Regions from separate parts of the Homo sapiens genome. Here region 1 is linked to region 2. The links are chromatin loops, found by intact Hi-C in ENCODE. Cell type or tissue: Calu3. All regions are shown on one strand. Each heading gives the region's core, and the rest is flanking DNA. Links, peaks and the distances in the headings are about the cores only. Region 1 has its middle 600 kb from the start of PCGEM1. Region 2 has its middle 760 kb from the start of LINC01821.

The links. Hi-C counts contacts between places; a loop is a spot of excess contacts. Peaks named below come from ENCODE experiments on the same cell type or tissue, not always from the same donor. Only the 100,000 strongest peaks of a DNase experiment are listed, where the experiment ranks them.
Region 1: a loop joins it to region 2, with 2.0 times the contacts of the local background. A loop is called at or near these places in 2 of 110 quality-filtered maps.

The regions. Positions count from the first base shown.
Region 1 is chr2:193,339,675-193,355,207 of GRCh38, forward strand. No RefSeq gene overlaps it. Among named protein-coding and RNA genes, the nearest start is that of PCGEM1, 600 kb to the left of the region's middle. In Calu3, for the core only: no CTCF peak of the experiment used is centred there; a DNase peak (open chromatin) is centred at 8,127.
Region 2 is chr2:193,577,139-193,592,671 of GRCh38, forward strand. No RefSeq gene overlaps it. Among named protein-coding and RNA genes, the nearest start is that of LINC01821, 760 kb to the right of the region's middle. RefSeq lists an enhancer at 3,033-4,232 and a silencer at 7,602-7,731. In Calu3, for the core only: a CTCF peak has its summit at 7,690 (motif pointing left); a DNase peak (open chromatin) is centred at 7,043.

The DNA of each region.
Region 1 (15,533 bases), core at 5,981-10,980, 240 kb before region 2:
ATCCATAAGGAAAAAATAAAATGAGCCTAAAAGCAGCAGTCAAATATTCACAACAAATTTAAACAAAGAAAAAATAAACAAAATGCAGAATGAATGGAGCAGTGTGAAGAACTAACATTGCAAAATTGGAACATTGAAACATAGGAGAAACATGACAAAGTTTCTTTTTACTAAAATTCAACAAATTAGAGAATCAAACAATATTGACTATGTTAGAAAGATAGCAATTATTACTGCTACTGAAAATAGTAGAAAGTAATTTAGATAGATAAATTATAAAGATGTTATATTAAATAAAAATAGTACTAAATAGTACCAAAAAGAAAAATGGAAAAAATGAAACATTTAATTATATTTCAGGCAAACAGCCATTAAAAGACCTTCCTGCCTATACTTGCATATATTTGAGTTATAGGAATACATTTTTAAAAACTCTACAATTATTCAAACTATAAAACATTCAGAATAAGAAATAACAAACTTCTGAAATATTCAATTAAAAAATTAATAAACATCTACGGAGCTTTGAGAAGGAAAGTTTTTTATTCAATAACTTCTATTTATTTAGATTCGAGTGCATGTGAAAGATATTTTGAGATCTGCAATGTTTGGGAAGGTTAAAGATAATATATTTCCCTCAGATCATTTGTTGAAAATATAATCGATATATTGCAATTTACTAAGAAACAGATAAAAATGAAAATAAGGAAGAAAATTTACACAAAATCCTGGTGAATGCCAAGGGAAATGATAACATCTGTTAGGTGGATCAGCGTTAGTCCGACACACTTATTTTTAATCCTTGATATGCCCATTTTTAGTGATTTAAGCAAGTTACTTAAACACTCCACCTCTATTTTCTTCCTGTTACCAATGATGATAATGGTTGTTTTCAGAATTAAGCAAGATTTTTTTCTGATAAATCTGTAGTCTAATGTCTGGACATAGAGTGTCTGCCATTAGAATGATGAAAATGGTAATGATGATAACAGATGATGACATAGCAGTCAAATGGGATATTTCAAGTTATGCTTTTCAAGATTTTATAACAAAGTAAAGCATTCTTATATGTTAATAAATTAAAAGAATATACATAATTACTTATGCAGTAAGATTCCAATTAATCTTAAAGAGAAAAACAAAACAATTATACAAAAACTGTAAAAAGTAATAGTGTAGTATTTTTAGCAGTTGTTCTTGAATACAGGGACAGAGATTATTTTTGTTTTTGTTTTTGTTTTGAGACGGAGTTTCATTCTTGTCGCTCAGACTAGAATGCAATGGCGCTGTCTCAGCTCACTGCAACCCCCGCCTCCCAGCTTCAAGCGATTCGCCTGCCTCAGCTTCCCAAGTAGCTGGAATTACAGGCGCCTGCCACCACTCCCAGCTAATTTCACCATGTTGGTTTCAGCATGCTGGCAGAGATTATTTTCTTTAATTGCCTGTAGGTTACAAAATTCAAAAATAAACCTGTATTTTATTAAAATAAAAAGCAAATGTTATTTTTAAAAAAATATGGTCAAAATATCCAAACAACAGGATCTCTACATTGAGTTATCTTCCCTATCTTCGAATCTGTACATTTCCCTCCATTCCCTCCTTCATTCTCTATTATATATGTATCTAGGTCCATATATGTCTATAATGTAAGAAAACACCATCCTTAACAAAATCCTTAATCCTGGATGAAATAGCTAATTATTTTAACTTCTTTAGTTACCTTGCAATTTTTTATTTGGGATTTTTTCAGATAGTTATGTGTGTGTGTGTGTGTGTGTGTGTGTGTGTGTGTGTAGGAGTAACTTTATAAACTTTATTTTAATATAATTTGCCCATTTATTTGTTTAACTGTGATAGAATAACTATAACGTATTTTATACATAATCATCTCTATGCTTACCAGTCCCCCCCAATAAAACAGAGAAAGAATAAAGACCTCGTGAAAAATAATATTTAATTAATAAATAAGAGCAGGAAAAGGAATTGGATACAACCACACTTAAAAACAATTCCTAAAGAAGTAACACATTTATTTCTGTTTATTTTTCTGTATTTACTTTTTAGTTTCTTTTCCTGAAAAGCTATACCCCCTCACATAAATCAATTTAAATCCTGCACTTCCTTTTACAGGGACCTTTATTTCTTCCTCTCCATGAGCAGTTTCTGACATCCTCAGTTACTGCGATCTTCCTTTCCTGGAGGCCTATAGATCCTGAAATTGTACCAATCAATCTTGTCTTGTCTTGTCCTTTAGTTTCTGGTATTGATTTTAAGCTGTTTCTTAGATGACTCCTGCTTAAATTGTAAGTGCCTTCAATTGTCAGATACACAGCACGTGCTTAGAAAAATTCTTGGTGATTCCAGAAGGACAAAACAAGTAGAAGAGCTAAAGAATGCTTTCAATTGACTAAAATTTTGCTGAACAGACAACAATCAATTTATTGTATGAGGATAACATTTTTGAGTCAAAATTATATCCTGCCTATCAAACATAGGTAAGACCGTTTAAGAAAGCAAAATATTTTGTCTTTGGCTATATATGACCGTTCTCCCATTATTCCCTCAGCTATGCAGAATTTGATTGAAGGCTGCCTTTCCTGAAGTGTCTTTATATTAAACTGTAGCTAACTCTTCCTTTTCAAACCATCAAAACTGAATTCTCTCACTAGAAACAGATTATTTTAGTTTCAGAGACAAAGTGGTCAAATTAATTTAGATGTGAGTAGTTGTTAAGATGGATCAATTCCAGCCATACATTCACCTTAGAAGTGATATTTGCAATGGTGCCATATCACAATATAGCCATCCCAGTTGATTGCATTTGCACAGTGCACTGTGGTCTATCCTGAATACTCTTTCCCTTCATTTATTTTTAAATGTTTTTGATCAAACGAATGCACCCTCTCTTGGTCTGTTTCTTTATATATAAAATGACAAGTTTATGTCTGATGAGGTTTAAGATCCCTTTTTGTTCTAAAATTTTGAAATAAACTAGCTAGATTACATTTAATGCTTGACATATTCCAGAAATTCTGCTAAGTATTTATTATATAAGGTAAGTATTGTTACATCTGTCCATTGAGGAACATGAAATTCAGAAAATAAAAGAAAATGATGTAATTGCGAATATCCTATGGTTTGTTCATTAGATTACATTGAATTCTCTTAACTTTCAGTCAGTTCAGATCTCTCTCTCTTTCTCTCTCTCTCTCTCTCTGTGTGTGTGTGTGTGTGTGTGTGTGTGTGTGTGTGTGTAGACAGTGGTTTACAAAAAATTAAAGCCAGATTGGACTACAGCTAGTTCTACTTTCCAGAAAAGTGGCATAAGTCTCTAAGTGGACAACTAAAAATCCCCATAGTGCTTTTCATATTGAAACTAGAGAAGTAAAAGGATAACTGAAATCTTAAAGTCATTCAAAGTCATGGTAAATTACTGCCAATTCCTTCTTTTTGGTATATGAGGAAAGTCTGTGTCTTGCCCTTATTTTTGTGTGTTTGGTTGTTTTGCATAGCTGTACAAGTTCAGTCAGGACTTAATAACCAAAGATAGAACTCAAAGTGGTGGGAAGCATAAATGGAATTAAATTGCTCTACATAATATTAATAAACATAACAAAATACAAAATCAAATCTCCAGGCATCCTGAGGATAAGAAGGAGAATGAACAAAGTAATAAGCAAGTAAGGACACAAAACAACATTAGAAGCTGGAACTTGTAATCAAACCCAGTAGAAAGGTAAATAAATAAATTTAAGAGCAGAAATATATACTGTTCCCATGAGTATATACAGAATTTTGGGTTTAGGTTATCTAACACCCCAGTCAGTGAAACACAGTACACAAGTGTCTGGGATCCTGAAATAAACATTCATAGGCATGTAAGTTCTTGACTGCTGTGTATTTGGCAGATGTTTGTTATTTGATCCCTGCCAATTATTATTATTATTTTTGGCTGGGATAAGGTTAAATAAATAAAACAAAATAAAATATATTTTATTATATATGAATATTATATATTTACATAAATGTATGTATGGACAGAAAAATAGAGCTAATGATTTCTAATTTTAGTATATCTAATATTCATCTTGAAAGCTAGTAAAACATTCATATTCCAAGGGCCCACCATTTAGAAATTCTGATTTAATAGATGTGAGGTTTTGTTCAGGAATCTGTGCTACAACAATGAACAGATAGGTTATAAGAAGACATATTTTTAAAAATCACTTTTTTAAATAATTAGAGACAAAAGTTTAACTAGAGTCAAACTTCCATTTAAAAATAATTAACTACGTATTTTTCTTTAACTTAATAAATTGATTCTTTCTCCAATATGTAATTACATTATTAACAAGTAATTATGTTGACTCATGCTTTTCAGTTTCTTGGGCTCTGTTGAGTTAGTAAGTTTGATTCTGAGAGTTAAATTTATTTATATTATTTAGAATAATACTGCATTGGAACTTTATTGTAACCCGCAGAGACTGAGTTTTAAGATGCTTCCGAATATAGTATTTTTTATTATCATTAGTAATATGAAAATGTTTATAATTTATTTAGTACATATTTTACTAAGTACTGTGCCTGGAACATTATATGTTATTTTTACTTTCTCCACAAATCTTCTCTAGAAATCAGAATTCTAACACTATTGACTCCCAATTCATGCTTCTTCATTTTTACAGTTTTTAAACTTCATTTTTACGTATGTGCCAACCAGTTAGATGATATTCCCACTTATTCATTAATTTATTCCATTAGATTATCTAATAAGTAATGTAATTATTACAAAATAGGTGATAAAATATCAATAGAATCATTAAAATGTACTTATACATGTTAGGTTGATTTTTTAAGTGCTCAAAGTCCATTCTGTGGAGATAAGTTGAATTATTTTGTTTTACATTGATAATTCTTTACCTGGAATCACTTGGTAAAGCAGATTTTTTCTCCTTATTTATTTTATTTATATTTAAGTTTTATATTAGACAATTATTAAATAAATCTAAGACTCAAAACATTATAATAATTAACACTTAAATTATATACTACATAATAAGTAACACTTTAACTACATTCTACAATGTTTCCAAAAAAATTTTTTTAAAGAAAGATTATAAAGATACCAAGTGTTACAAGCATTGTCTAAAGCAGCTAATGCCAGTTGCTTCAAAATCATGAAAAGTTAGCCATGTATATATTTTAAATCAATTTAAAAACTTTCATACACATTTTAGTTTATTTTATCTGTGCACAGCATCTAACTGGTGATCTCTGTTCTACATTTATAGGCTACAGTGTATCTATGGTGTCTGCTAGCTTTAAAGATATAAGTTGCAGTAAAAACCATCTTAAATAAGTCAATAGGATAGACTATTGATCTGTGCAGTCTCTAGCAAATTATTAAAGAGATCTCAAATATGCAAGTGATTTTTAACAGCTTTATTGAGGTATAATTGATATATCATAAAAACTGTATACTTTTATTGTATATAATTTTATGAATTTGGACCTATGCATGTGACGGTTGATACCATCATCACTATTAAGTAATAAACATTTCCATTACCTCCGAAGTTTCCTGTCTCTATGTGTTTTTGTTTTGTTTTTGGATGTGTGTGCATATGTGTGATTTTGTTTTGTTTGTTTTTTGGTGGAAAGAACATGAGTTCTACCGTCCTAACAAATTTGTAAGTAAATAGTAGCATATTGTTAACTAAAGGCACTTGGTTGTACAACAGATCTCTAGAACTTTTTCATCTTGTAGAACTGAAATTTTATATCCAATAAACAATGACTCCCTGTTTTCCCCCTCCCCAGCACCTGGCAACCACCATTCTATTTTCTGCTTCTATATTTTATGTACCTCATGTAAGTGTCATTTTACAGTGTTGGTCCATCTATCACTGACTTATTCCAGCCAGCGTAATATCCTCCAGGTTCATTCATGCTGTTGCTTTATGTCTGTGGAATGGCCGGACACAGAGAGTTAATGTTTTTAACCTTATATTATTTGAAAAGTTGTTTTAAAAACAAATTTCAGCATAGATGAGAATAAGTACTCATATAATAAATTGATTGCAACGCCAGATTAATAGGTTTTGACATTATGACCTTATAAGCAATATCATATTAAATTTGGCTTATAAGGGAAAGCAAAGGAGTATCTGAAAACAGGTGGAAATTAAGTAACTAAATGTCACATATAGGATGGTTTGAGGTACTCAGGTAAAGCAACAGTACTGTTTTAAATGTGTCAAAAGTGACACATTAATACCCTTAAGTAATATATTGCTAGATCTGGGACTCATTCTCTAATCTCCAAAGTGCATTAAATACATATAATTAGATAATGGAATTGAAAATGACTCTTTTAATATTTGGATGATTTCCCCCATCAAATTTAGTATTTCTGTAATAGTTAACCCATATATAACTCATATATGTATATATAGTTTATCTAAAATAAAGCCCATACCCTTTGCATTTGAGATAATAGGAAAGTTCATGTTTTGTTAGTTATATAAATTAATTAATTCTAAATAATTTAAGAAATGGAGATGCTTCAATAAAAAAGTGTAAAAGTTTGTCCACAAGTCTTAGAACTTCTGCATAAAACTATGCTCCCCTATGTCAGTGACATGCCTGTATCTCTTCCTGCCAAAAAACTAATATTTTGTGTCATTCAGAATTGAGAGCTCATAGAAAGCATTTCTGAGGTGACATAAAATCATGGCAACACTTCCCATATTACTTGTTATACCTACCGTTAAAAAGACATTTTGGGAGACTATCTGAAAATGCTTTAAAGATTTGAGAAATGAGATTTGAAGTAAATCCTGATGTCAAATATATATATATGTTTGAAATAAAATAGGTATAATGTTATTGGAATCACATTTACAAATAAAAAAAAATTATATGGCACCTATAAATTAAACCTGCATATAAGTAGGTCAGATTTGAAAGCTCTAGTAACTAGTTTAAAATTTACATATGCTCTGTGCCTATTATGTTAAGGCTTTTTTCCCTCAATATTTGCAAATCAATCCTTCATATAAATTTAAAAAGGAAAAATCAATCGACTCAAAGGTATTTTTAAAATAATTCAATCAGCATATAGAAATGCTCAGGATTCTTTAGCAAATGACATAATTATATCCCGTTATCTCGCCAGGATTAAATTCCTTGAGGCCAGGTTCCTTTCACCACTCTATCTCCAGTGTCCACACGTTGCCTGATACACATAGCATACATTCAAACATGAATAAAACACCATTCTAGAAATGAAGAAGCTCAAAGGTGAGCATAAGAAGCATATATAAACAAATCATTTCAATAAAGTATGGTAAGGGCTGAGTAAATATCCAGAGTACAGTGGTGGGATAAAAGAGGTAGCCATGTATTTCAGTTACAGGAAAAGGTTCCGGATCCAGACCGCAAGGGAGGATTATTGAATCTCGCTCAAGAAAGAATTCAGAGCTAGTCCATAGTGCAAAGTGAAATCAAGTTTTTTAGAAAGTAGAAGAATAAAAGAATGGTGGCCAGGCACAGTGGCTCACGCCTGTAATCCCAGCATTTTGGGAGGCCGAGGTGGGCAGATCACACGGTCAGGAGATTGAGACCATCCTGGCTAACACAGTGAAACCCCGCCTCTACTAAAAACACACAAAAAAATTAGCCGGGCGTGGTGGCGGGCGCCTGTAGTCCCAGCTACTCGGGAGGCTGAGGCAGGGGAATCGCATGAACCTGGGAGGCGGAGCTTGCAGTGAGCCGAGATTGTGCCACTGCACTCCAGCATGGGCGACAGAGGGAGACTAGCCTCAAAAAAAAAAAAAAAAAAAAAAAAAAAAAAAAAAAAAAAAAAAAAAAAAAAAGGCTACTCCAAAGACAGAGTAGACTCAAGGGCTTGATGATAGGCTAAACAAGGGGTAGATTATTCATGCCTCCCCTTTTTAGACCATATAGGATAACTTCCTGACATTGCCATGGCACTCGTAAACTGTCAGGGCACTGATGGGAGTGTAGCAGTGAGGACGACCAGGGTCACTCTCGTGGCCATCTTGGTTTTGGCAGGTTTTAGCCGGCTTCTTTACCGCAACCTGTTTTATCAGCAAGGTCTTTATCACCTGTATTTTCTGCTGACCTCCCATCACATCCTGTGACTTAGAGTGCCTTAACCGTCTGGGAATGCAGCCCAGTAGGTTTCAGTTTCATTTTACCCAGCTCCTATTTAAGATGGAGTTACTCTGCTTCACACGCCTCTGACATTTCCAATTAAAAAAAAAAATCTCAGAACATAGAACAGAGTGATGATTTTTGTCTCCTTGGATTCCATGGAGTTATTTTTTGCATGCATCTCAAGAGATAGTTAATTGGATGTATGGTAAATAGGACATATTTGGATTATACATTTGGGTTCAGGGATAACAGAGAGGTAAGAGTGGTTTCTCTGTAACTTATATTGGGAAGAAAGCAAAGGAAGTTTTTACTGGAATCTCTACTTTTTTATTTTTTAAGCATATAATATTATTGAAATGAATTTCAGTACCGTTCCACAGAGGCTGCAGCTCATGGAGGGTGCAGTGGGCGGGCTTTTTGTAGTCTCCTTTTCTCTCATGGAGTCATTTAGAAGTTTTCCTTAGTGCTGTTCTGATATTTAGGAAGAGAAAGATATAAAGATGCTTCCTAGGATGAAAATAAACTGAACAGGTTTCCTGTAGTCTCACCTGGACCTCTCCTGCAATCCAAAACCACAACAGCCTTCACACAGAGTAATACAAATGCAAATTATCATGAGCTCCTCTCTTTTCAGCAAAACATTTTATAGTGACAGAAGATGAGAAGAATGGTTAGCTGGACTGAAGAAACCCTTTCAAAGTTACTGACTTTTTTTTTTTTCATTTCATTTCAATTCAATTCAATTCTCTATTTTTCCTGGCAGGTACTTATTATCTCTCTTTCAGAGAAAAGTATTTTCCTTCTCCTTCTTTAATCTGACTTTTAATATATTTGAAAGCAGTCTGCTTTTGGGAAGAAAAATAGTTGTGTGTATATATGTGTGTGTGTGTATATAAATATGTATGTATATGTATATATAGAGAGAGACAGAGACAGAGAGATCCTGAGAGTTTAAGAGAAAAAGGTCTGACACTTTCAGCTAGTAACCGCAGCAACAGCTTTGCTTTTTTAATGTTATGGTATTTGAAATTGTATACAATTTATTTCTGTAAACAAAAAACCAAAAACAAAACAGATTTAAAAATTTTCTTAAAATGCCTTTATGTGTATAAACAATTTTTAGAAAAATATTGGCCTGGCACAGTGGCTCACGCCTGTAACTCCAACACTTTGGGAAGCTGAGGCAGGCGGATCAAGAAGTCTGGAGATTGAGACGATCCTGGCCAACATGGTGAAACATCATCTCTACTAAAAATACAAAAATTAGCTGGGCATGGTGGCGCACGCATGTAATCTCAGCTACTTGGGAGGCTGAGGCAGGAGAATCGCTTGAACCAAGGAGGCAGAGATTGCAGTGAGCTGAGATCGTGCCACCGCATTCCAGCCTGGGTGACATAGCAAGACTCCATCTCAAAAAAAAAAAAAAATTGTGTGTAAAGTTTGAACGCAAATTGTGTTTATCAATGGAATATATTTTCATTGTGTAAATAGATTCTTCAAGCAATGAAGTCCTTCTCAATATGGTTCCTCTGAATAGTGAATTTTCCAGTCCATGTAAAATATCTTTAAAAAATTTATATATCTATATATATCAGAAAAAAATTGGACATAATGATGTATAAGTGTATCAACATTTGCCAACTAGAGTAAACTAGAGCATATTATAATTATATTTAATCAGTGATGCCAGTTTCCATGATATGCAATCAGTATAGAGAGGTGAATAAAATAACCCTTAATTTTAATGGGGTTATAATCTGATGCAAGGAAGAATCACATATACATGTCACTTCAACACAGAAAGATGCAAATATGAATTCAGGAAATAAATTCAGCAAGAAAGAGATTGTTTCCAGCAATAGTTAAATCATTGAGTTTCATCTAAGCTAAGTATTAAAAGGCTATGGTATATGGAGAATATGACTGTGCAACTGTTCTAGTTACAAATGAATGTCATAACCTGTAATTGTTTTGTATGTTTCATGCTATGTTATACTGACTATATTCTGCCATTGGCTAGTTTAAGCTGCTAGTAGTTCTTAGTAGACCATTTTTAAATAACACAAGGAAATGGAAATAATGAGAAATAACTAGCTAATGAGGTCAGTTTGTCAGAGTGCATTCTGAGATCATGGACCAGGACTTCCACCGCTTTCATTTCTAGTACAGAAAGTCACAAGACAAATTTGCTCTGGCTTAAGAATAAGAAAAGTCATATTACCTACAAAAATCATGCTTTTAAGCCTGTCAGAGAACTAAACATTTCAAAGTGATGAGGCACCCTTGGAAGCAAAGAGCCCTCTGGCTGCTTTTGTCCACGGCCCAATAGCTGGAGTAAAGAAAGCTGCTATAGATGAAGGAAGGAAGATAGAACATTTTCAAAATTTTAAAAGGCTAAGTGTGAGTTGGCATAATGGTTTATAATACCGAGGAACCCAGACACAAAGAGAGTCAATACCCACCCATCAATTCTTTCTAAGCCTTTTCCTGAGTGCTCACAAGATCAGGGCAGGGGAACTGAGAGAAGCCCTTTGGGCCATCAAGAATGTCATGAAACAGTGGTCTCTCATAGCCAGGGGAGGGCAAGAAAACTCCAAAGTGTGAAAGAGGTGTCAAAAAACAAAGAAACCCTCTGGGCCTATCACTGAGCTTGGGACAGGAACCATTTAACCTGAGGAAGGGCATCAGAGAAGACAGATGCAGGGTCTTACAATGATCATGAAGCAGAATCAGCCTGTGGCTGAGACTGAAGACAAACTGCTAAGAGAAACCTCACCCCCAGCTCAAGGCACAATTTACAACAGGCTGCTCAAACGCGAGGGTGTGGTGGAAAAATGAAGGAGAATAATCTTCAAGAACTGACTTGTTGTGACTAGTATAGTCATAAGAGCAGAGTGAAATCTTCCAGAGGCACTGGTATATAGGATCTATAAAGGTTAAAAGCAGGGCAGGAGAAAGGGGCAAACCTGTAGATACTCAGTTCTCAAACCTTGTTAAAAGACAGTTTCTAGTTTCACAGTTAAATTATTTGAAGCCTGTAATAAACTGCATCTAACTAGAGTAACAACACAGTGAAAACCCAACTCATCTACAGACTATATTGACATTAGTGGCCTGACAACAAAAAGAACATGACCCTCTTCTGGAAAAAAAATACCACTTTTTCTTTCTCCAATATTCCTTTATACATAATATCTGATGTTCAATTATAAATCGTGAGACACTTATAGAAGCAAAACAGTGAGACTCATTTTCCAGATGAAATTAGTTAATACAAGATGCGGCTGAGATACTGGAATTATTATTACTGAAATAAGAGCTGCAGCAGCTATTTAAAAGGTTAAGGGATCTAATAAAACATGTACAACATGGCACATGAACTGACCAGAAATCACATTAGAAAGATGGCAAGTTTCAAAAGAGACAAACCTTAGTGCTGGAATTAAAATACAAATGGAGGTTTCTTGTGAGAGGTTTATCAACAAGTAGATCCAGCGAAGGAACAAATTAATGAACATAAAGACAGATCAATAAAAAATATTGATACAATAAAGAGTAAAACAAAACAAACCAGCAAACAAAAAGATTGATATTTGTGGAACAGTAGCAAATGGCCTAACATGACATATGCATATTTGGTATCTGAGGAGAAGAGAAATAGAATAAAGTCAAAATGAATATAGAAGATATAATTCCCAATAATTTTCCAAAACTGATGGAAGACATCAAATCACAGTTGCAAAAATTTGGCAATTATCCAGCAGAAAGGAGAAGGAGAAAGCGGTATCTAGAAAAATCATAGTCAAATTGGTGAAAGCCGACAATGAAGAAAATGTCATGAAATCAGTCAGAAAAAAAAAAAGGTGGTTGATCTCACATTAGAAAGAATAAAGACTAGAATAAAATGGAATAATATATTTTAAGTGCTTAATAGAAAGATAATTCTTTGATAGCCAGCAAAATAGTTTCCTACCAACACCCCCCCAAAAAATAGTGAAATAAAGACATTTTAAAAGTTTGTCTCCAGCAGACCTTTAAAATGAAAAATGCTAAAAGAAAACTTTTAGCCTTAAGAAAATAAAAATAAGAATGAAACCCCATTTGGGAGCAAAGGGATGATAAACACTTGAAGGGGTACAAATGTAAGTAAATTTGTACCTACATTTGGCCTTTTAAATTTTTTTTAACACACACACACACTACAAACACACACATGCACACACATATATGCATATCCATGTGTGTATAGCTTATATATTTATTTAAATGACTAGTGACTACTTAAATACAAGATGGAAATAATGTGTTGCGGGGTATAAGGGTTTATCAAGAAAATATTTGACAATAAAAGCAAAAAATAGTGGAATAGTAGTTAAAAATTTACTATTGTAAAATTCCTAATTCTTCAAGAAATAATAGAATATGTCACAGTTATAAATATCCATACTGATATATCTGTAACAAGTACTAAAATACACACACAAATACACATAAAGACACAGAAAGGCATAACTAAAATAATAATATAAGGATGGAAAATAGGAAACTAAAAATATACTCAGTTCATCTAAAGGAGGCAGAAACGGAAACATGGAGGAAAAAAACAGATATAACAAATTTAAAACAAACAAAAATATGTGAACTTACATATTGCCAAAATTGGATTAAATATAAATGATCTGAAAACAACAATTATAAGAATCAGATTGCAATTAACCCTGCAAAACATAATCCAACTACATCCAATTTACACACACACACAAACACACACACACACACGAAGTCTTTAAAAATAAGACACTTTTGGCTGAGTGTGGTGGCTCAGGCCTGTAATCCCAGCACTTTTGGAGGCCGAGGTGGGTGGATCACATGATCTTGAGTCCGAGACCAGCCTGGTGTCAAACTCCGTCTCTACTAAAAATACAAAAATTAGCCAAGTGTGGTGGCGCATACCTGTAATCCCAGCCACTCAGAAGGCTGAGGCAGGAGAATTGCTTGAACCCGCGAGGCGGAGGTTGCAGTGAGCCTAGATTGCACCACTGCACTGCAGCCTGGGTGACAGAGCAAGACTCCGTCTCAATAAATAAATAAATAGACTCTTTCTTTTTTTTTGTTTTGTTTTTTATCTTGAGACAGTGTCTCACTCCGTCACCCAGGCTGAAGTTCAGAGTCCAGCGGTGTGATTATAGCTCACTTTAGCCTTGAACTCCTGGCCTCAAGCTATCCTCCTCCTATTTCAGCCTCCCACAGTGCTGAAAGTACGGGCGTTAGCCACCCTGCCCAACCAGGCAGTTTAAAAACAAATAGATACAAAATAATATATCATGTAAATACTAACCACGAGAAGATTGTGGCAATTTTAATATCAAACACAATAGACTGAGAGGAAGATAAGCACTAGAGATAAAGAAGGATTTTTTTAACAACAAAAGTCAATTCACCAGGAATAAATTTCAATCCTAAATGTATATCCTCATAATAAAAAAAGCAAGAATTAATGAAATTAAAGGGAGAAACACAAACATACATAATAATAATTGGAAATTATAATTCCTCTCTCTCAGTAATTCATAGCCCATCCATGAATAGTGGCATACAGATTCTGCTCATATTCATATACAACATTCACCAAGTTAGACCACCTGATAAGGCACAGAATTTTTCTCAATAAATTTTTAAAATTTTAGATTATGAATCAAAGACAAAATAAAGTTGTAATACACTTTACTCATGATATCCACCTGTGACAGACAATATAGGAAATTTTACTCATATAAATTGCTATAGGTGAATCTAAGTTGCCACTATCTTTTAGAAAAACATGTACATTATTTTTATGTTAAAGTGCCAATGTTATTTGATCCTATAATCAATGCAAAATAAAAATGCTATTATCAAAATGAATCAAACATTTTAAGTTGAAAAAAACTGCAGTGTACATCAACATAGACATGACTATAGTGTTATTATATTTATACTATGAATTAATTGCGTGCTTTACAAAGGAATTGAGAAGTTCTATATGCTTTCAAGGAAAATTTTTTATACTATGTTATTATCATTGCAGAGCTGATTGTGTGCATCTCTGCCCAACACTGAAGCTTGAAGTCCGTATATTACACATGTAGTAAAGTTATATTCTTGCTTTTAAAAATAAGATCATATTTTTTATCTTTGTTTAACAAAAAAAGAGTCAAGGAGGCAGTCAAGAGTGTTATCACTGGTAACATCAGATGTGGTTTTGGAAAATATTGGACAAATATACTCTTTGGGTAAATTATTTAAATAGATAATCTTTATTGTTTAATTAATAACAGTGAACATATTGTTTTATAAAATGAGTAACAATTTTAAAAATTATTTATTATATTTATTTGAATATTTCAAAAGGATATGTAATTTTATGATATATAATTATGTAAGATATACAAATACATATAATTTGAACATATACATATTTAGACTTGTATAATTTAAGCAAATATTTATGTAGGTATGTTTAGTAAAATGAGCATATGGGGACCCACTAGACATTATCAATAATTTGCATCTTCCTATGTACCCACTGTCTAGAGTTTTGTATTGTTTATTATTACTTTACTTAATTTTTTATTACTTATAATATATAAAACATGTTAATGTGTCTAAACAACATGCTATTGTCTTAGATTTTGAATAAAAATGGTTTCATACTATAGTGTTCTTATATGCCTTACATACTATATGCCATATATATTCTTATACAATATATATATACTCGCATACTGTATACTTATGCTATTATACATGTCTACTATATATGCTTATTTACCATATATATTTTTATATATAACAGATACCATACACACACACACACACACACACACACACTTATACATTATAGAGTTCCCTATATACACCCATGCTTTCGCATGCAGCTGCAGTTTATTTTAACAGACATATGTGAATTAATACCTATTAGCTTGTTGATTTGAAATGATGAACACTGGGGTTGTTTCCAATGTTTGGCTCTTGCAAATATTGGTGCTATAGTGCATTATGGGGAGTGAAAGTCAAGTGACAACATTTCTGCAAAAGGGCTATGTAAGTACTTGAATTTACAGTAGTATTATTAAAATGGTTGCACCAATTTTATAAATCAATATGCAGAAGCTCCAGTGAATGAAAATCCTCTCACTAACTTTCTATTATCAAACTATATGATTTTTGGCAATCTACTGAGCATAATTTATATGTTTTTGTTTTTCTTGTTATTAATAATGCATCCATTCGGCATAATTTATACATGTTTATTCTTCTGATTATTAATAAATCTTTTTAAAAGCATATTGGTTGGTTATACATATTTGCTC
Region 2 (15,533 bases), core at 5,776-10,775:
TGATAAAATGAAAATTTAAAGATTTGAAAAGACCAATGCAAGGCTTTGTCAGAGAATCAAGAAGCTTCTTTTATTTTTTTAAGTGCCATATATATATATTGCAGCAGCTCTGATTAATGAAAATTGGGTTTAAAATTTACATCCTTGCCAAGAGAAATATATAACTTTCTTTAGAAGAATGTGGAAACCTTGAGAGAATTTGGGTGACTCTAAGTAATGAGAACTTAATCCCACTAAAACTTCCTTGCCAGCAGAAGTAGTACATTTTTTCACCTCTTGATATATTGAGGGTGTTTCTTCCTTTTATAAAAGCACAGAAGAGCTTCAGCAAAAACAGTACTAAGAGGGAAGTTTATAGTAATAAATGTCTACATTTAAGAAAGATCTGAAATAAACAACTATAAGAAACTAAAAAAAGAACAAGTTACAAGCAAAATTAACAAAAGGAAGGAAATAATAAAGACCAGAACAGAAATAAACAAAATGGAGAATACAAAAACAATAGGAAAAAACCCCAGTAAAACAAAGAGTTGGTTCTCTGAAAGATGTGATTGAAAACCCCTTAACCAGTGGGAGAAAAAAAAAGAGAGAAGGCTGAAATAAAAGCAGAAACATAAGAGTAGTCATAATAAAGATGCCACAGGAATAAAAAGATAAGAAACTACCATGAAAATTACTTATTAGCAAATGGGACAACCTAGAATAAATGAACAAATTCCTAGAACCATAAAACCTGTCAAGCGTGAATCAAGAAGAAATAGAAAGCCTGAACAGACGAATAATAATAAAAAAAAAAGTCAGTAATTCAAAACCTCTCAAAAAAGAATAGCCCAGGGCAAGATGACTTCACAGGTGAATTCTAAAAAATACTGAAAGTATAATTAATGCCAAACCTTTGTATACTCTTCCCTCAAATAGAAGAAGATGGAATATATCCAAACTCATTTTATTAGGCAAGCATCACCCTAATAACAACACAAAGCAAAGACGACACAACAAAATAAAAGTACAGGCAAATACTCCTGATGAATATAGATGCAAAAATCCTCAACAAAATATTAGCAAACTGAATCCAATAGCACAATAAAAAGACCATACATCATGGCCAAGTAGGATTTACCCCTCCAACGCAAGGGCTGTTTAATATACACAAATCAATTAATAACTACACTACATTAACAGAAAGAAGGATTAAAATCACACAATCGTCTCAACAGAGAGAAAAAATGTTAGAAAAAATTTAAGACAATGTTGTGATTAAAAACTTTCAATAAATTAGGTATAGAAAAAACTTACAACACAATAAAGGTCATATATGAAATGCCCACAGTTCACATTATAGGCAATGGTGAAAAATTAAAAACTTTTTCTGTAAGACCTGGAATTAGGCAAGGTTGTTTATGCTTGCTACTTCTATTTAACATGGCACTAAAAGTCCTAGCCAAAGAAATTAGGCAAGAAAAAGAAATAAAAGGCATTCAAATTACAAAGGGAGATGTAAAATTATCTATATTCATAAATGACATAATATTACATGTAGAAAACCCTAAAGTGCCACCTCACATTGTTAAAACTAATGAATTTAGTAAAATGTAGGCTACACAATCAGTTGTATTTCTATACACTAACAAGAAACTGTCTGGAAAAGAAATCAAGACAATAATCCCATTTACAATAGCATCAAAAAGAAGAAAATACTCAGGAATAAAGTTAACCAATGGGGAGAAAGGCTTGTACACTGAATACCATAAAACAAAGAAAGAGTTTAAAGCAGACACATGTAAATGAAAAGATATCTTGTGTTCATTGGTTAGAAAAATTAAAATTGTGGGGGCCGGGCGCGGTGGCTCACGCCTGTAATCCCAGCACTTTGGGAGGCTGAGGCGGGTGGATCACCTGAGGTCAGGAGTTTGAGACTAGCCTCAACATGGAGAAACCCCGTCTCTACTAAAAATACAAAATTAGCCGGGCGTAGTGGTGGATGCCTGTAATCTCAGCTACTCGGGAGGCTGAGGCAGGAGAATTGCTTGAACCTGTAAGGCAGAGGTTGCGGTGAGCCGAGATTGCGCCATTGCACTCCAGCCTGGGCAACAAGAAAGAAACTCCGTCTCAAAAAAAAAAAAAAAAGAAAGAAAGAAAAGAGAAAATAAAAAGAAAAAAGAAAAATTAAAATTGTGACAGTGCCTTTAATACCGAAAGCAATCTACAGATTCATTGCAATCCCTATCAAAATACCAATGACATTTTCCCACAGATATATATATATATGAAATATATACATATTTATTATTGAATATATGATATTAAATGTATTTGTATATTTGATATTTTAATTTAATATATTAAAAAAATATGTATACATATACATGTGTCTTAAAGTTTATATGGAAACACAAACGTTGCTAGAGAGCCAAAGGAATTTTGAGCAAGAAAAATCCTGGAGGCATCTTAGTTTCTAATTGCGGAATATATTACAAATGGCATAAAATCAGACATATAGATCAATGGAACAAAATAGAGAATCTAGAAATAAATCCACACATAGTCCGTCAACTGATTTTTGACACGGGTGCGAAGAATACACAATGGGGAAAGAATAGTCTTTTCAAAAAATCATGGTGGGAAAACTGGAAATAGACAAAGAAGTGAAAAATACATTTGAACCTTTATTTTAAACCACACACAAAAATAAACTCAGAACAGACTACATATTTAAATATCAGATCTGAAACCATAAAACTCCTAAAATAAAACATAGGGGAAGACCTTGGCCTTGGCTTTGGCTATGATTTCATGAATATGACACCAAAAGCACAAGCAACATAAGTAAAAAGATACAAGTGGGATTACATAAAACTAAATGGTTTCTGCAGCGCAAAGGAAACAATCAACAAAATGAAAAAAACAATCTAAAAATTGGAAGAAATATTTGCAAATGATTTTTCCAATAAAGGGTATTTATTTCTCTTGCTTGCCAAATGTGACCCTAACTCTTTGGTCACTGTGAAATTTAAATCAGAATCTCAAAGAGATATCTGCACTCCCATGTCCATTGCAGCATTATTTACAATAGCCAAGATGTGGGGGCAACCTAAGAGTCCATCAAATGATAAATGGATAAAGAAAATGTGCTATATACAGAAAATGGAGTATTATTCACCTTTAAAAAATGTTGCCAGTCGGGCACGGTGGCTCACGCCTATAATCCCGGAACTTTGGGAAGCCTAGGCAGACGGATTGCTGAACTCAGGAGCTCGAGATCAGCCTGGGCAACACGGTGAAACACCGTCTCTACTAAAATACAAAAAATTAGCCGGGCGTGACAGCGTGCGCCTGTAGTCCCAGCTGCTCGGGAGGCTGAGGCAGGAGAATTGCTTGAACCCGGGAGGCGGAAGTTGCAGTGAGACGAGATGCTGCCACTGCACTTCAGCCTGGGTGACAGAGTGAGACTCCGTCTCCAAAAAGAAAAAGAAAGAAAAAAAATGTTGCCACATGCAACAACATGGAGCATTCTAGAGGACATTATGCTAAGTGAAATGAGCCAGACACAGAAGGACAAATACCACATTATCCCACTTATATGACGAATCTAAAGTAGTGAAACTCAGAAACAGAGTGGAATGGTGGTTGCCAGGGGATAGCGGGGGAGTGTCAGAATGGAAAGTACTGGTCAAATGCTACATAGTTTCGGTTATGCAAGACGAACAGATTCTAAAGCTCTAATGTACTGCATAGTGCCTATAGTTTACAATCCTGAATTCTATACCTAAAAATTTCTGAGAGGACAGATCTGATGCTATGTTCTTATCACAAAAAAAGAGTAACTTTTGCAGGCAATGGATATGTTTATGGCATTGATTGTGATGGTTTCATGGGTATATATTATCTGCAAACTAATCAAGTTATATACATTAAATATGTACGCTTTTAAATGTTAATCATACCTCTATGAAGCAATTTAATTAAAAATATCAGAGAAGGTCATTTTCACAATTCCACTATGGAGTTTCCAGGACCACAACTATAAAAATATCTTGAATAGATGTGAAGAGCCCTGATCTTATCAATTTGAATTACCTCCACTTCATTTCCACCTTAGTTTATATTTATACTCAAGGGCAGTTGTCATTGTATGAGGGTCAAGGGAAAGGAAAAAGAAAAAGAAAAATACACTCCTGAAGGGTTCCCATTCAAAAGGAATGCCATTTCTCCTGATGACTCTCTTCTTTCCTCCTCCAGAGCCTCTAGATCAATGCTTAGCGCCAGATTTCCACAGCTCCACTGCATCAATAACTTCAAAAACAAAGATCATAAAATAAAGAAATTCAACACTGCTAATTTAAAGCAGTAAGACTCTGAGAAATGTCTATGAAACCCTATACAGTTTGTGTTAGATAAATACAGGGAGGTAATTTTAAATTATACTAAATATATTGATATAAATGAACTGAAGAGAGATTTTTTTTTCAGTCAATATGCTAGTTCAAGCAGCTATAAATGGTGTAACTGGGTTTTTTTTAGATTTATGTTTTGATTAGTGTGCCTATAACCTTCATTCAGTAATGCCTATGGTAAATGAAGTTAAGATCTCAGAAATCCTTCAGTTTGATATAGCAAAATAATCTAAATATTTATGACAATGGTGTAAAATTAAACAGGTTCTTTAGACCTGCTCAGTTACTATCTAAATGCATTCCAGAAGAAGACATAGAACATGGTTTATTTATCCAAGGTATTTTGGAAAAAAAAATCTTTTGAAGAGAGATTCAGCATATTTGAAAAATGCTATAGTGTTTTTCTCTCTGCAATTTGAGAATGACAGTGGAATATGCTGCCTTTGAAGTGAAATTATTGATTTTCTTGGTAGTGTTGACACTCTAGTGTGACAAAAGCCAGGTAGCAACATGTCAACTGCAAAGGAAAGTTGTCATTAAGGGTAAGGTAAGTAATGAGAGTGATGTGATCAGCAGGGATGTTTTTGTCATGACTAATTGAAATTGTGGGTTTTAAAAACCAAAAGCGATGAACAACCCATTAAGTCCTGTTCTGTCTATATAGCAGAAAAACAAACAAACAAGAAAATCAACTATAAAACTGGTGAATGAAGGCCAGACATGAGACACAATGAGAGTCATGCTCTTTCACCTAATTCTAAGACTTGGTAGCATTAGACACATTGACACTATGCCTCTATCGGCATCATGTTTACCTTGTGTAAGAATTCTCTGGGTAAAAAAAAATGAAAGCCATAAGATGTTTCTTCGAAAAGGGCATCACATTGTCATAAAAATGTAATTTCTAGAAAAAAATCAGATGCATCTAGTCGTTCTCTATTTTTTCATCTCCCATTAAATTGGTTGTTGCCATTGCTGTCTTAATTTTCCTTCTCTCTGCTACTCTGCTGTGGATTTATAACACCTCCCCTGTCAGCTTCTGATATCTAGTAGCATTTATTTCACTTCCTTGCCAAATGTGACCCTAACTCTGTGGTCACAAACTGAATGTACCACCTATCCTCTGCCTTCTGGTAAAATGTCTGCTTGTTCCAAGTTTTCATATTTCTGAAATATATATGCACTTGTTTTATTCCCAGTGAAATTTTTGAAGGGCTTTCATTACATGACTTGAGAAGTATTTTCATGGGAAATATTGTTTAAAATGTTGATGAAAAATGTGGTGTAGAAGACATTAAATATACACCTTTCATGTCACTTTGCTTGGAATTTGACATATATAAATATATCCAAAAACACTGAGAGACTTGTTTTTCCCTGTTGTTTCTCATGATCTTCTCTTTGTTCAAATTTATAAAATGTGTTTTTTTAATTGTAAAAGTCATATAAGTAAAATTTGGAAGATATGGAAAAGTACAAAGCCAAAATCTATATATATTTTAAAAGAGTGTGTAAACTGTTTATTTCTCTAATGTAATTATTACATGCATATATAATATAAAGGTATATACATATACATATATACAAATATATATATTATGTAAGCAAGTAAAAATTACACTTTACATGTAGTATTATATGTGTTATTGGCCTTTTAAACTTAATATTTTCATTTTATTATATATTCTTTGAAAACCAAATTATTAGTGAGCACCTTGTTTCTCCCAAGACCTGGAGCGAACCTGGGGAGAAGCCAGGAGACAATGGAGGGAAAACACTCCAAGAAAATCTGCAGGCATTTTTCACAGATGTGGGACTGAAGGAAGGATGCCATTTTCAATTCAGGCTCATGACAAAGTCAGTCAGTGTTTGACAACCCAGCTGTAGTGGCCACCGTAGATATTTTAATCTCTGCCCAGAAATTGGAGTGCTTGTTCTGTAGTGGGGGAAGAGCCCCCCACAGCCAGAACTGAGTGGCTGTTGCAGTGCACCCCCAGAGTAAGTGCTAAAATTGTGCTATCTCCTGTCATTGGACTGGAGTGGGAGGACAGTTGCTGAAGCCATGGTTTATCTTGGGCAGGGTGATTTGTGGCCAGGAGAAACAGCTTTGTGGCATAGGGACCATCTGCATATGTCATTACTGGATGCCCCAGCCTGTTATCCTAGTTAGTCAGAAGACTGTTCACCACCAATACTGAGGAGTGGGAGGGAGGTGGATCCCATTTGTGCTCACTTAGATGGGAGCGTGAGCCACATCTTTATTCCCTTGCAAATAACTTAATCTAGTGTCACCCCCGCTGCTCGATGCCTGGGCACATTTCCAGGCATTCAGAGCACTTGCTTCCCTGAAATAGGGGCCTGAGCTGCCCTTCCCTTCCCCTGCAAAGACCTAGTTGTAGCAGCAGTTCCTCTGCTCTGCAGCAGCTACTCTACTTCTTGCCGGGTGACATATTTCCAGGCAACTGGCATACCTGCTCACCTGGATTAGGTGACTGAATTGCCCTTTCCTTCCTGCGAAGAGATCTTAGTGCAGTGGCACCCTGTCTGCTCTATGCCCCGGCATAATTCCAACCATTCAGTCCACTATCTTGACTGGATTAGAAGCCTGTGTCATCCCTCTCTCCAGGTCGGAAATCTTGGTACAGTGGCGCCCTCTTCCATCCACACTCAGGCATAATTCCAGGCATTCAGCACAGCTGCTTGCTTGGATTAGAATCTGAGCCTCTCCTCCCTTTCTGTGCATAGATTTTGGTGCTGCAGTACCATCTCTGCTCCACACCCAGGCGTACTTCCAAGCATTTAATGTACTCACTTGCCTGGAGGAAAAGCCTGGGCTGACTCTCCCTTTTCATGTGGAGATCTGGATACATTGGAACCCCCTCTGCTCCATGCCCAGACATATATCCGGGCATTTGGAACACTCACTCTTCTAGATTATGAATTCAGGCTGCCCCTCCCTTCCTGGAGAGCCAACTTGGGACAGTGGAGTTATCTCCACTCTACACCTTGGCACTTGTCTGGGCACTTGGCAGCTGCCCATCAGATACCCACCCCTTGGAGCTGGTGTTTGCACCTGCCATTGGGTGACATGTAGGCGAGCCTGCTTGGCATAGCCCCATTCAGCTTGGTTCCCCACTCCAGGGCTAAGCTGGGAACTGAGACTACTATCCATTTCACAGGACACACCATTGGCTGAGGCAACAGTGAGCTTCTCAAGGTTAACAAAGATCATGCATAGGGAGATGTGTGTTGACTGCAGCCAGATCCAACCCATATTGCCACCTACTGGTGTAGACATCAAGCTGCACAACCAAACAAAAAATCTGACACCAGTGCACAGCACTAGGGAATGAGATAAGCTTCCTGAGACCTCCCCATTCTGACTCCACAGGAGGCAGTGAGCACACTCACATGTCCAGCAAATTGCTACTACAACTAGCATTTAAGAAAGTCACCATACAAAAGATATCTATAACCAAGAAACTTACATAGTCTTTGCCACTAAAGCACCTGGAACCAAAGCCAAAGAACTCTACACAATGCATATTATAGCCACACCCTCAAGGGGGAAAATCTTACTCAAATGAAAGCAAATCCAAAAATGAGAAGAGGAGATAGCTAATCAGATAAGAAGGAACCAGAGAGATAATCCTGGAAGAATGAAAACACAGAGTGTTAAAACACTAACTGCCCAGCAATGGATCCTAATTAAAATGAAATCTTTGAAATACCAAATAAAGAATTCAAAATGTTTATTTTAAAGAAATTTAATGAGACCCAAAAGAAAATTGAAAGCCAATACAAATAAATCATAAAACAATTCAGAATATGAAAGAAGAGACATATATGGTTTTATAAAACTTCTGAAAAAAAGATGTGTTGACAGAATTACAAAATATAGCTGTAAGCTTTAACAATAGGCTAGTATAAGCAAAATAAAAGATTTTAGAACTAGATGGCAGGTCTTTCAAATTAACCTATTTGAACAAAAATTCAAAAGAGATTTTAAAAAAAGCTTTTGATAAATATTGGATTATGTAAAGCCTTCAAAACTATAAGTAGTAACTATTCCAGAGATAACAGAAAAATTGTAAAATAAAACATATGGAAAATATATTCTAGGGAATAATTGAGAAAAACTTTTCTGGTCTTGTTAAAGTTCTAGACATCCAGATACAATATATTTAAAGAATTCTTGGGAGATACATTGCAAGAAGGAACTCATCAAGGAATATAGTCGTCAGACTATACAAAGTCAACAAGATAGAAAAAAATTCTAAAATGGGCAAGAGAGAAACATCTAATCACCTATGAAGGAAATACCATCAGACTAACAGCAGACATATCAGCAGAAACATTACAAATGAGAAGACATTAGGGTCCCATTTACAGTCTTTTTAAAGAAGAAAAAGTGCAAGCCAAGAATTTTGTATCTTGCTAAACTAAGTTTCCTAAATGAAGGAAAAATAAAGTTGCTCCGAGTCAAGAAAACACCAAGGGAATTTGTCACCACTAGATCAGTCCTAAAAGAAATGCTCAAACGAGTTAAAAATGGAAATGGAAGGGGTATACTTGTCATCATAAAAACGTGCAGGTCACATAAAGTAATTACACAATTGAGACTGCAAAGCAAATATGTAATAACATTATGGCAAGAAGAAAACCTCTCATATCAATATTAACTTTAAAGGTAAAGGGCTATATGCTCCACTTAAAATATGTCAGTTGGCAGAATGGATAAAAATATAAAAACTTTTTAAACATAAGCTGCATACAAAAAAACCCGCCTGATATGGTTTGGATCAGTGCCCCCACCAAATCTCATGTAGAATTGTAATCCTCAGTGTCAGAGCAGGGGCCTGGTGGGAGGTGATTTGATCATAGGGGTGGGTTCTCATAAATGGTTTAGCACCACCCACTTGGTACTGTTCTCATGATAGTGCGTTCTTGTGAGATTTAGTTGTTTAAGAGTGTGGCGGCCAGGTGTGGTGGCTATGCCAGTAATACCAGCACTTTGGGAGGCCAAGGTGGGCGGATCATGAGGTCAGGAGATTGAGACCATCCTGGCTAACATGGTGAAACCCCATTTAGGATTGTTTTACATAATTCTCTGAAGAATCACCTTGGTAGTTTGATAGGAATTGCATCGAACCTGTGGATCGCTTTGGGCAGTACAATTTAAAGATACTGATTCTTCTGATCCATGATCATGAGATACTTTTTCCACTAGTTTGTGTCATATATGATTTATTTAATCAATGTTTTGTAGTTCTCTTTGTAGAGATCTGTCATTTTCTTGGTTAAATATATTCCTAGGTATAATTTTTAGCAAATTTTAAATAGAGAGAGAAGGTGCTACACACTTTTAAATGACCAGATCTCATGATAACTCACTTACTATGGTGACCAAAGAAGATGGTGCTAAATGATTTATGAGAAACTACCCTCGTGATCCAATCACCTCCCAACCTCCTGTTGGGGATTGGGGATTACATTTCAACATGAGATTTGGGTGGGGACACAGGATTCAAACCATATCAGTGATTTACCATATAAAAGAATTAAAAACAAAAACCACAGAATCATCTCAAAAGATTGAGAAAAAAACATTTAATAAAATTTGTCATTTTTTTCATGACAAAAACCCTTGCCAAACTAGGAATAGAAAGAACATACTTAAAATAATAAAAGCCATGTATAACAAACCCACAGGCAACATTAAACAGAATGGGGAAAAGCACTTCCCCTAAGAAATGGAACAAGACAAGGATACCTACTTTCACCACTGCTATTCAACATAGTACTGGAAGTTCTAGCTATGGCAATCAAGCAAAAGGAAAAGATGAAAAACATTTAAATTGGAAAAGAGAAAGTCAAATTATCTCTGTCCGCTGTTGATATACTCTTATACCTAGTAAACTCTAAAGACTTCTGCAAAAGACTTTTAGATTTGATAAATTACTTCAGTAAATTTTCAGGATATAAAATCAACATACAAAAATCAGTAGCATTTCTATACACCAATACCAGTCAAGCTGAGAACCAAAACAAGAACTCAATCCCATTTAAAATTTGCTAAAAATTATACCTAGGAATATATTTAACCAAGAAAATGACAGATCTCTACAAGGAGAACTACAAAACATTGATTAAATAAATCATATATGACACAAATTAATGGAAAAAGTATGTAATGCTCATGGATCAGAAGAATCAGTATCATTAAATTGTACTGCCAAAGCAACCTACAGGTTCAATGCAATTCCTGTCAAAGTACCAAGGTCATTCTCCAGAGAATTATGTAAAACAATCCAAAAAATTCATCTGCAAAGAAAAAAAGCCCAAATAGTCAAAGTAATCTCAAGCAAAATGAAAAAAGCTCTAGGCATCACATTACCTGACTTCAAATAATATTATAAGGTTATAGTAACCAAAACAGCACAGTACTGGTATAAAAATAGACACATCAATTAATGGAACAGAATAGAGAACTAGAAATAAAGACATATCTACAACCATATGATTTTTGACAAAGTCCATGAAAATACGCACTAGTAAAAGAACATGCTATAAAATAAATGGTGGTGGAAAAAACGGATACTCACATGCTGAGGAATGAAGCTGGACTCCTATCTTACACCATATACAAACTAACTCAAGATGAATTAAAGTTTAAAGATAAAATTTCTAGTAGAAAACCTAGGAAAAACTATGGCCATTTCTCTAGGCAAACAATTTATGAATAAGTTCTCAGAAGGACACACAACGAAAACAAAAATAAACAATTGGGATTTAAATAAACTAAGCATGCAAAAGAAATAGTCAACAAAGTAAACAGACAGCCTACACATGTGAGAACATATTTGCAAACGGTACCTCCAACAGAGTGTTAATATCCAGAATTTACTGGGAACTCAAACTACTCAACAACAAAAAAAACAAAAACTTCATTAAAAAGTGGGCAAAGGACATGAACAGACATTTTACAAAGGAAGACATACAAGTGGCCAGCAAACATATTAAAAGATGCTTAACATCACTTATCATCTGAGAAATGCACTTTTTTTTTTTTTTTTGAGATGGAGTCTCGCTCTGTCACCCAGGATGGAGTGCAGTGGCGTGATCTCGGCTCACTGCAAGCTCTGCCTCCTGGGTTCACACCATTCTCTTGCCTCAGCCTCCCGAGTAGCTGGGACTGCAGGTGCCCGCCACCACACCCGGCTACTTTTTGTATTTTTAGTAGAGACGGGGTTTCACCGTGTTAGCCAGGATGGTCTTGATCTCCTGACTTCGTGATCCGCCTGCCTTGGCCTCCTAAAGTGCTGGGATTACAGGCCTGAGCCACCGCGCCCAGCCTAGTAATTCTTAAATGTGTTCCTGTGGACAGGTGCTACCTTCTGAGTGGAGACTGATCAAGCTAATACCTCTCTTGAAATTATCAATAGAGTGGCTCCTGTATTATTGCCCATGCCGGAAGACATTATTTTTCTTGTTTTTCCTACATGACCTTTGTATCCGTTCTTTATTCTTAAAGTTTAGTGAATTTTTAAAATGTACCTTGGTTTTGTTATATATGTTACTTTTATTTCTTCTTTTTTCTTTTTTTCTCTTTTTGACATTAAGCAAGCTATACCTTCCTTTGGTTCACATGTTCTGCCATTAAGTCAGTCATTACAGATAAGCTTCCTTCAATTATTAAGTGATTGGCTTTCAATCTACATATAAAATCGTATCGCTTTACTCAGAGGTGCTTAAATAACACATGTATGGTTAATTGCTTGGCAGCAAAACCCCAAATCATTTGCTCTGATGGTTTCACGGCAGGGATTTATGCCCATTTTCAAAAAGTACATGGGCTATTGTGGTAGAACTATTGGAACATTCTAATACATGGTTTTGTAATGTTGGAAACTGTGAGAATACCTTCAAAATGATTATTGCCTTTTAAAAGTACGGTGTTATATATGAAGGGAATAACATTAGAAATCAGTGCTGGAATATTAAAAAATAGTATTCTAGTCATTTTAAAGCTGAGTACCTTGCTAAGTTTAAAATTTCAGTCAAATTTGTGCAACATAATCACAGACCTTTTACAAGAGTGTCATTTGAACTAATCTGTTAGCCTTGTCCAAATTAGTCCAATTGTTTATAAGGTATTAAATGCACTACAAAGCCTAACATGTTTGCTATGCTCCATAATCATAGCACCTGTTAAACAGCCTACTGCAGCTGTACTTTTAGCAGATTACAGGCCATTAGGCAAGTTATACAGTATCTTCTTTTTATAACTTAATTTCTCTTCTTTTGCATAGTGACTTTCTGGATCATAAAATGAGAACTTTTTCCCAGCCTTTCACGATTGAGATGAGGATAGTGGTTTTAAAATTATTAGGATGCTCAGATACAACTTGCAAATGCTGTGGTAAAATGCAGTAGTAAAATATTTCATTAACTTTTAATTCAATTTAATATTGTTTTCTTCCCCCATGGGACTGGATGTCTTTAGATTTATCATGCTCTTTTTGGAATAGTTTCTTGAAGAAAAGTTAAAAGTAAAACTATAGAGTAAGAAAACACAAAAGCTTATACTAATTTTTTTTTCAGGATCCAAACAGTGGCCAAATGGAAGAAACATCTGGCATCTATTTTATTCCCTCATTAATTTTTTAAGCATTTGCAGGTTGTCTAAATCATCAAAACTCTTCCGTGTATGCAGACACATACACACAAAATTATCTTTAGAGTAATAAAGAATGTAAAATAGGTAAGGCAATTTATTCTCTTATTCCAGATGCAACAGGAACTCATAGCTTTAGACATTCTGTTTGGTACTTGCAATAAAATGCTGAGAAAATCTAACTTAACTAATGTATGTTCCCTGTTCTCATGAAGCTTACAGTTTCCTGGGGATGACAAAATAAATAAATGAATAAGAAAAACAAATAGCAATGATGTTATATATATGCCCACTCTATAAATGCATATATATATATATAATATATCAATATCATAGCATATCTACACATTATTTAACTGCGAAGCAGAAATGTTTGAATATGTACAAACACACCACAAAAAAAAAAAAACAAAACAAAACAGGAAGGCCACAGTGTGCCATGGCTCATCATAAACCTAGAGAAGTAATATATTTATTGAAATTTATTGTTAAAGAGGTGACATAGGAGTAGGGTATATGGGGTAGGAAATACAGAATTTTTCTTGGGAGAAGAACCACAGAAGCAGAATTTCTGTGGTAAAAGTTGCACAGGGAAGTTGGAAAATTGAGAGAAGATGAGTATAAATGGACCACAGAAACAAGTGGGTAGATTGCACTGGGTGATCCTACAGAGATTCTCTGTGACCAGTTCATTTAGCATTTTGTAATCAGAGTTGTTTTCAGTCTTTATCTCAGGCGCAACGGAAAACTGGAAGTGCCTTTCAGCCAGGGTGTCAGATGATCAAATTTGCATTAAACATTCATTTGGCTGCTGATACGGTTTGGCTGCTGATATGCTTTGGCTGTGTTCCCACCCAAATCTCATCTCATCTTGAATTGTAGCTCCCATAATTCCTACATGTTGTGGGAGGGATCCAGTGGGAGACAATTGAATCATCGAGGCAGTTCACCCCATACTGTTCTCGTAGTAGTGAATAAGTCTCACGAGATCTGATGGTTTTTTAAGAAGTGTCCCTTTTCACTTGATTCTCATTCTCTCTTGTCTGCTGCTAAGACCTCCCTTTCGCCTTTTGCCATGATTGTGAGGCCTCCTCAGCTACATGGAACTGTGAGTCCATTAAACCTTTTTTGGTTTCTAAATTGCCCAGTCTCAGGTACGTTTTTATCAGCAGCATGAAAACAGAGTAATACAGCTGCTGTACGGAGAATGAAAATGGAGAAGGGAAAATGGTGTGTAATAAATACATATATAGTCATGGAACCAGGCCATGGAAGATCTCATTCAGCTACAAATTTTAATTAGGAAATTGATTTCTACATCATCCTTTCTGGAGTTTTCATATGATTTTAAAGGTAGATTTATGTGGCCGGGCGCGGTAGCTCATGCCTGTAATCCCAGCACTTTGGGATGCCGAGGCGGGCGGATCACGAGGTCAGATCAAGACCATCCTGGCTAACACGGTGAAACTCCGTCTCTACTAAAAATACAAAAAATTAGCCGGGCATGGTGGCAGGCGCCTGTAGTCCCAGCTACTCGGGAGGCTGAGGCAGGAGAATGGCGTGAACCCGGGAGGCGGAGCTTGCAGTGAGCCGAGATTGTGCCACTGCACTCCAGCCTGGGCAACAGTGTAAGACTCCGTCTCTAAAAAAAAATTTTAAAAAAAGGTAGATTTATGTGATCCTAACATAAAAAAAAAAGACCCATTGGAACAATGGCACTGTGGGAGTGAATAAGAATTTGAATAAGAAAAAATCTGAGAGCAATTATGACACACTATGCCATTTATGATATTTAAGATGTCAATAATATCAATATTTCTGGGTTTGAAACAACTGGAAGGTTGGGAAAGAAGAGTGGCAGAAGATAATCAAGTTAGCGTCTTTACCAATGGTAAAGCCATAGGGGAGGTCACGGTTTACCCGGCCAAATGGCTCAGGGAAATGGTACTCAAAAGTGAAAACCAAGGTGTAGAGCAAGATGGCAAAAGAGAAGCCTACACCATTTGTCCCCCTGATGGAACACCAAGTTTTAACCACTATCTGCATTTAGAAAACATTGTCACAAGAACCAAAAATTAGGTGAACAAACACAGTAACTATTTTGAACTTCATATTGCTAAAAGAGGCATTAAGGAGGGTAGGAGAGACAGGTTTGAATCACTGACGCCACACTTCTCTCATCCCCCAGTAGCAGCCAAGTAGCCCTGAGAAAGAAACTTCACATTTTGGGGAGGGAGAGGACCGTGACTGGGGGACTTTATTGAACTCAGAGCTGCACTGTCACAGTGAAGAATAAAGCCATGCTGGGCTCAGCTGGCACTCATGCATGGAGGGAGTATTTGGACCAGCTCTAGCCAGAGTGGAACCGCTTGTGCCAGCAGTCAGAACTTGAGTTTCTTGGCGAGCCTTGCCACCGTAGGCTCTGGGCTCCTAGGTAAACTTGAAAAGCAGTCTAACACACA